Regions from separate parts of the Homo sapiens genome. Here region 1 is linked to region 2. Evidence: chromatin contacts called from ENCODE Hi-C or POLR2A ChIA-PET data. All regions are on one chromosome and are shown on one strand. The core of a region is the stretch at or near the end of the contact, and the rest is flanking DNA. Distances in the headings are between cores, read along the strand shown.

The links. Hi-C counts contacts between places; a loop is a spot of excess contacts on that map. ChIA-PET counts read pairs that join two places held with the same protein, here RNA polymerase II (POLR2A). Pooled maps may share reads with other maps.
Region 1: a loop to region 2 is called in a map of PC-9, with 4 times the contacts of the local background. The contact joins the promoter of DST-AS1 here to the enhancer-like site in region 2. A Hi-C loop is called at or near these places in 21 of 168 maps with a recorded cell type or tissue (Caco-2, Calu3, K562 and 13 more), 4 of 37 single-sample maps with no recorded cell type and 9 of 50 pooled maps. POLR2A ChIA-PET finds 5 or more read pairs at or near these places in 8 of 52 experiments (A549, GM12878, HEK293T and 5 more).

The regions. Positions count from the first base shown.
Region 1 is chr6:56,842,052-56,846,130 of GRCh38, forward strand. It overlaps DST-AS1 (DST antisense RNA 1), which reads left to right and starts at 1,935. Exons shown (of 4, transcript NR_125866.1): 1 at 1,935-2,015. All of the region lies in intron 4 of DST (dystonin), which reads right to left. RefSeq lists enhancers at 508-1,376, 1,377-2,244 and silencers at 1,328-1,587, 1,678-1,877, 2,218-2,357.
Region 2 is chr6:56,807,770-56,811,750 of GRCh38, forward strand. The region is part of intron 4 of DST (dystonin); the gene reads right to left. Among named protein-coding and RNA genes, the nearest start is that of DST-AS1, 34 kb to the right of the region's middle. Within about 2 kb of position 1,468, at least 4 of the 41 ENCODE cell types and tissues checked have a DNase peak (open chromatin) inside an H3K27ac peak, as active enhancers do; they include IMR-90 and PC-9, where a contact is called at or near this core.

The sequences.
Region 1 (4,079 bases), core at 685-3,184, 35 kb after region 2:
TTGGGGCTTTGGAATTTTATTGTTTAGTTCAATTTTTTTTTATTTCTACTTTCTACTAATAGAAAAACTACATGCATCATTAACCATATAATACCACTGAAATTACTGACATTGAGTTACCAAACCCAAAGCAAATATTCAAAAGATATAAAACCATCTGAATCCTACCTATGAAATGGGTCACTATTCACTATAAATACTTTAAACCTCTGTGAGCTGCTCTTGAGTTCGGAGTGTTTTGGGAGCCACAATAAAAAGATGGTATACACACACTTAAAAATACATTTCCAGACACAAAAACACTTAAAAAATGGACAGCTGCAATTTGTATTTCATCATTATATTCAACTATGAAGTCCAAGTAAACATTATACTAAAACATAAATATCAGATTGGCATAGAATTTCCTGAACATAAAGGATGGGCAGAAAAAAATCTCAAAATACATTCTTTACATTTAAATTTACAACAAACTCACTAAAGTCTTTTATCCATCACGCTATAAAATAATTTTTACAATATATCAGAGTAAGTATATAGTCACAAACTTTATCAAATAAGAAAGATCATTTTAAGGAAAATGATCTAGTGATGCTGAACCTTTTCTACAGGGCTAACCAATACCCTAGCCAAGCAGCAGCAGCAATGCCTTAGTAATCCCATAGAGAATAATCGGTATCCACCCTCCCAGGAAGAATTATGATTACGCGTAGTGCTTAAGAGCTTTTACAAGGGAGAGAAAACGCAATGTGCTTCTTGGAAACAACCCCCTTCCCCCCTCTCTACCGCTCATCTAAGGGCGTCTCCGGACTGTCGCCCACCCCACCATCCTCCCTGCGCTGGGGGTACTAAATCCCGTGCAAAAAGACCTGGTCCATTCCCAAGACTGGTCCAGACACCTGTTTACTCGTGCCCAAGGAGTGGTGGCTCTGATTAAGGAAAGGCAGCGGTTGCCTCTCTGATCAGTGCCAAGCTCCGCAGCCCCAGGGCAGGGACCACATACCTTTGTACCTCTCCAGGACATCCTCGTAGGCCTGGAGATACTCCTGCTCCTCCACGTACAGGTAAGCAGCAGGGGAGAGGTAACCCGCCATGCCGAAGTTTATCTAAGCGATGACTGACAAATTCCCCTCTCCCCCTCGTAACCCCCGGACAGTATCGCAGTCAGCAAGACACAGCCTTGGGAACTGGAAAAGAGGAAGGAGCAGCACGCTGGGGAGAAGCACGGAAGCCGAAGACGCAGAGCGGGGGCGCAGGGGGCTGCCGGCGCCAGGGCCGGCAAAGGAAACGCCCAGGCCTCCGGGCAGGCCGATGGTGGGCCGCCCGGCTCCGGGAGCCCGAGTCCCTCTCGGGTTTCAGCAGCGGCAAATCTCAGCGAGCCCAGGGGCGGCGACGAGCAGCGCCACGCCAAGCGGAGGAGCGGGGCGTGCGGCGAGGGCGGGCGGGGGCCGGCGGGCGCCCGGACCCTCTGCGGCCGCGCTGACCGCTCTGCTGGCCCTGCACGAGGCGCGTGCTTCGGGCCGGGCCGAGGCCGCGGCAGCGGTGCGGGAGGACCGGCGCGCTGCCTTCACCGGGGATGCTGCGCGGCGCATCTGCGGCATTTCCTGGCCGCCGCGCCGCAGACACTCGCCCGCGCCGGGGAGAGAGGGAGGGAGGAGGGTGGAGGGTGGAGGGTGGAGAGTGGAGGGTGGAGGGTGGAGGGTGGAGGGCGGAGGGCGGAAGGGAGGGGGCGAGCGCGGCGGTCAGCGCCCCGGCTGGCTCAGCTCCGGCCCCGGCGCCTCTCGGCCCCTCCCTCCCAGGCAGAGCCACGCGCCCCAGGCCCCCTCCCCAGGCCCGCCCACCCTGGTGGACCGTGCGGCCAAGCACGCCCACCCCCGGACACTGGCTGCCCGGTCCCGGATCCCCAAGGGCGACGTTTCTATTTGGGATCCACAACAGGTGCCTGAGAAACAAAGCCGCAGATCGCTCCACCGCTGTGCGCAGCCCCCTGCTGAGGGGCCAGCGGCTCTCCCTGGGTAAGGGATGATCGGGGGGAGGGTTGGAAATACTTTCTTCCACCCATCTTTTTGGCGTGGGAGGATTCAGGTCACTCTGTGACAGCACAGGGCAAGGAGGGCACGGGGGTCCGCGTCTAGGGGACATCCCGGGGACAGGGTGAGGAGGCCTCTGCAGGTGGCCCCGCGCATCAGCGCCTGACAGCCGGGCCGCGCCTGCGCCTGAGCTCCCGGCCGCCGCGAGGCTGCCGAGTACCAGCCTGCGGTCCCTCCCTTCTGCCCCCCAGAGCCCACAGGCGCATCTGCTGCTGGGCTCCGCGGCGGGCCTATAGGTTCACAACTGCCCCATATTTATCACCTCCCTCCTGCTCTCTCCTTATTATTCATTCTACATAGTACTAGTATCCATTAAACTGAGTAAAATGGATACAGTTCCCTTAAATTAGATATATGTGTATCATATACTAAAGTGGGTGAGTTTAAGCGTCCATTGGAGGAACCAACTGATACCCAGGCATGTAAATGGATGTGTTTAAGAGTAATGACTGGCCGGGCGCGGTGTCTCACGCCTGTAATCCCAGCACTTTGGGAGGCCGAGGCGGGTGGATCACGAGGTCAGGAGTTCAAGACCAGCCTGGCCAAAATGGTGAAATCCCGTCTCTACTAAAAATACAAAATTTAGCCGGGCGTGGTGGCGGGTACCTATAATCCCAGCTACTCGGGAGGTTGAGGCAGAGAACTGCTTGAACCCGGGAGGTGGAGGTTGCAGTGAGCCGAGATCACGCCACCGTATTCCAGCCTGGGCGACAGAGCAAGACTCCGTCTCAAAAAAAAAAAAAACAGTGAAGTCAGGCTGCTGTACATAGAATCTTCACTCCTTACTGTGTCACATGGGCAAGTTACTTATCCTCTCTGAGACTCTCTTCATCAGTAAAACAGCGATAGTAGTGCCTAACTCATAAAGTTGTATAGTAAATGAAGTTTAGAATAATGTCTGGTGTTATATAAGGATTAGCTGCTGCACCTACTACTTTATTTAGGAGGTGGGGTCTCACTCTGTCATCCAGGCTGGAGTACAGTGACAGGATGATACCTCATTGCTACTGCTATTATTAGATAAATCAGCTGATTGTTGACAGTCTGACCTATGTCAACTTCACGTCTTGTCTAAATCTTCCTTCCCTATTTCCTCCTTTCACATATACTGACCTTTTGCCCTCCATGATTTTTTATTTCTTTGTTAGCGTTGGGTGTTGTGAACTATGGACCATTTTCCATTAATGCTTAGATAGGGATGAGTTCCTCTTGAAAGAAAAAATTGTGTACTCGTGGGAAAAAAAAACTGACTTGAGATAGAACTGGAGCACTCCTCAGCAATTGGCCTACTTCTGTTACTCCAAACAAAGCAAGACCACATCTCTTTTTTCTATCCTGACCACTGGTTTATAATCTGAGTTTGAACCACTGTCCCAGTAAGTCTTTAAGGTTACTAGAGTTTTCTTACAGCTCGATATGCATTTGTATGCACATTAGTTCATAAAGTAACAACCAGGCATCATATGGGACACCTTCTTGAAATAAAAGGGTTAGCAATTAAGTCCCTGAAAGTCATTCATTTACAGACCACACATGTATAGACATAGGTCTCTCAAAAATGTCTCCTTTACAATGAGTAAGGTCATTGAAGGCACGTCTGAGCCTTCATCAGAGACTGACACCCAGTAGCACCCAGTTTTATGAATATAGTCAGCACACAGTAATTTTAATCATCCATTTAAGGAACCAGTCAAAATGAGCAGAAGCAACATTTGGGATTGTTTTTAAAAACAGCCTTTACCCCATGCATTCTTGGAAGGGTAACATTGGGTCAATATGCTAATAATAATAGTGTATTCCATAGAGAAGAGGCAAAAGCGTAGCAGTAAATAGCTTGGACTTTGGAGTAAAGACTGCCTGAATTCAGATCCTAGCTCTACTACTTCTTGACACTACAACCTTGGCAAAGTTTTTCTTCCTTTCTCAGCAGATTCTGAACTGAAAATGGAGAAAATCATAGTACCTACTTCATGGGGTTCTTGGGAGGTC
Region 2 (3,981 bases), core at 218-2,717:
AACTTCTAGAAAAAAATGTAGCTGCATATCTTTATAATCTTGAGTTAGGCAACAACTTCTTAGACATGTCATCAAAAGCATGAACCACAAAAGAAAAAAATTGGTAGGCTGGACTTCATCCCAATAAAAATTTTTTGCTGGTCAAAACATAATTCCTATTACTTCCAATTCCAGGCATACTATGGCTTCTCATACAGATTTTCTGATAGAAAAAAATGTACTAGTCTTCTATCCAACATGAATGTCCAAACCACTTGGCTGTTGAATTCTTTTCACTATACGTTAATAAACAAGTTCTGGTTTAAACATCAGGCACCTTGGAGTTTGTTTACCTAGAAAGGGTGAGTCTCCCTGGGCTAAGAACCAGACCCTGAGCTATGACGTCATCCAAGTAACACCCCATGACTTCTGGCCCACCTACCCAAGCCCTAACAAAGTCCACAACTGTTTGTTATAGTTTCTTTTGAAAAACAGTACTTTGTTTAAAAAAAAAAAACCAACTGAGATTGTCCGTGCTGCTACTTTTTTCTCAAAAATACAAAAGTCTATAGGAATCGTTTATATTTGCTATTAAATACTCCAGCAATAAAGTTTGAGGACAAAAAGCGTTGAGAGACATGAAACATGAAAAGTTTGAAATAAAAACAAACCACAGTAATAATAAAACTTAATGCAGTGGGAAAAAAATGTAAAATTCATGTTTTCCATTCTTATTTTTTAAATCATGGAGAAGAAAGGGTAAAAAATGATTTACCATTTATCTAATATGTTGTAATTGTTTCCTAAATGAAAATAATAAAATTATCCACAATTGAGCTAACCCAACATTCCTTTAATAAAGAAGACTACGGATGTGGCTACTTAGATTCAGCATAAAATATCATTCTATTTACTTTTTGCTATTCAAATTAAATTTGATTTCCCACAACTAGTAAGATGTATTCTACAATTTGTTTTCCTGCAGTAAGATTCAATTGAGAGGTTAAAATAAATGAACCAGTGAAACTTTTATAATCAGCAGATGGAGCACAAGCTAATAATAGAAACTAGACAACATTTCCTCCCACCTGCTGGTATTCTGTGTTTATCAGTCAGTGATAACTTCAGTAATTTGTGAATAATGGCTAGTGGGCAAATTTGTTGCATGAGTCTGGTGTAAGTCTGGTTTATATTGGACTGCCTAATGTGAATCCCACAGTGCGGTGCAGCCTTCCTCATCACCCACACTGCCCTCCATGGTCATCTGTAATGTCAAATCACTCAGCATCTGATGGCAAAGGGAACAGCTGGGAGGCAGGATTGTGTGAGGACTCTACACTATTGACTCACTCCTCTCAAACCTCCCCACCTTCTCTTGAAAGGCACTCATCCCTCTTCTGCCCTGTGATCTGCTTCTTGGTGCTCTCCCTTAAGCCTCCAAGATACTACCGCACCCCAAATTCTTTCTCTGTCTCCCACTCCAAAGTCAATCTCATCAGTCACAAAGTATTCAAGGAATGGGTCTGGTATCAGGGAACAAATCTCAACTGCCCCTCCCCGAGTGAGGCATAACTTCTGAATGCTCCAATCATCTTTTTCTGTCAGGGCATCAGTCAGGGTGCTAGCTAGAGTCTCAGGGGTATACAAATCTTTCAAACACTATTAAACAATCTTATTTCACAACCTAACCATTTGAGTGGTAGCATAAATTAAATTTAATAATGAATATTGCCATCTTATGATGATTATATTCTTATATAGTCAAACATTAGAAACCAAAGAAATTAGAGCCTGCAATATACTATCTCTCATAGTTCTACCTGAAAGAAAAAATGTAAAGCATTAAAATATTTAATAAATTTTTGGCTGATGCCTGCACACATTTAATTTAATCTCCCACCTTCCACATAGATCATTGATAAAATCATAGTAAACGTAACCATTCATGATTCATTCTGTGGCAAGATACTCAATAAAGCTTAATTATGTTTACCACCTTGAACTAGAACAAGAAAAGAAACTGATATATTTTAGACAGATTTTCAATCACAAGGGTATAACTTTTAAATAAACTTCTTTCTGCTTCATTTTCCCCTAAGAAATTATATGAACAACTTAAATTTTGATATGCAAATTTTTAGGAATTTTAAATATAGCATTTTTACCTATCAGTATTACTTTATTATTTTTGTCTCCTAGTAGCACTAAACGTGTTGGCCTATAGAAAATAAAAGGATGACAACCCGTACTTTCAGTAAACAGTTAAAGAGCAAATTTTAGTTATAATATATTTATGGGCCAGGTAAAGTGGCTCACACCTGTAATCCCAGCACTTTGGGAGGCCAAGGCAGAAGGACTGCTTGAAGCCAGAAGTTCGAGACCAGCTTGGACAACATAGCAAGACCCCACCTCTATAAAAAATTAGCCAGGCATGGTGGCACGTTCCAGCTACTTGGAAGGCTGAGATGAAAAGATCGCTTGAGCCCAGGAGTTCAAAGCTGCAGTGAGCTATGACTGTGCCACTGCATTCCAGCTTGGGTGATAGAGCAAGACTCCCATCTCTTAAAAATATATGTATTATATCTACACACAACATGATACCACCCCTTCCAGAAATGGCAGCATTTTATAGTAATACACTGAGACTATGTCAGTTATTCATAACATACCCAAGTATAAACATCTGAATTCTAAGGAGTTTCTTGTTCAACCATGTGTAAAAGTTCATAAATTCTATGTTAAAAATCTTATGTTCCTACCTTTTAAGAACCTAATAATTTGCAAATCCCCTTCTGAAATATGTGATCATATTTGCAAATCCTCTTCTGAAATATGTGGTATGTAATGTTAAAGCAGTGAGGGACATCAGATGTAACATAATGCAAACTACACACCACATACACTAAACACCCACCACCCCTACCAAAATTAAAAGGCAAATGATTTGCTCAGGGTCTCACAGGGAAAAAAAAAAAAGGCAGTATCAGGGTAACTCCAGGTATCCTGACTCCAAATGTGTTTTATTCCTCCTGCTACATCATGTCATCTTCATTAAGAAGAACAAGATACAGCCTCCTTTCAGGCTGGAACACCTCAGGTTTTCAAGGAGTTCTGACCAGCAAAAAACCTGGGAGAAAAAAGTAGAATGGGAAGCTGGGTATGGTGACTCTTGCTTGAAATCCCAGCACTTTGGGAGGCAGAGGCAGGAGGATCGTTTGAGCCCAGGAGTTCAAGACCAGCCTGGGCAACATAGTGAGACCCCCCATCTCTACAAAAACTACAAAATTTAGCCAGGCATGGTGGCATGCACCTGTAGTCCCAGCTACTTGGGAGGCTGAGGTGGGAGGATCACTTGAGCCTGGAAGGTAGAGGCTGCAGTGACCTGTGATTGTGCCACTGCACTCCAGCCTAGGCGACAGAGCAAGACCCTGTCTCAAAAAAAAAAAAAAAAAAAAAAAAAAAAGGTAGGATGGGGAGCATGTTCCCAGCCCCAACCTGAGAGACGAAGCAGGAAGTACTGGGTCCCTGACAGTAGAGAAAGGAGTAAGCCAGGAAAGTCTCTCAGCTGACACCAGGGAGGGATCCAGAGAAAAGCCAGGTCCTCTCCCCCTGCTACCAGAAGGAAATGGGCCATGGACCCAGCTCTGGATTTTCTGAATGGAATGAAGTAAAACGTCAGGATGCTATAGCATCATCAATATTATGCCTTGGTTTCCTAACAGAACATGTTAAGGAAATGTGCTATTATGAGATCCATTTAAGCCCATTTAAAAAGAAACTGTGAAGCAAATCCATTTGTAAATTGGATACTATCTTTCATTTAAAATGGAGAAGAAAAAAACAAAGCTTAAAGTTAACTACCAGCTGATGATGAAACTGTGTCAGCCTTATTTTCCCATTTGCCTGGTAAACACAAGGTGACCTGCCAAAGGTCTTTCTCATTTTCACCAACCACAATCTGATATATCAATGTCAAGACCACTTTGAAAACAAGAGAAAGCA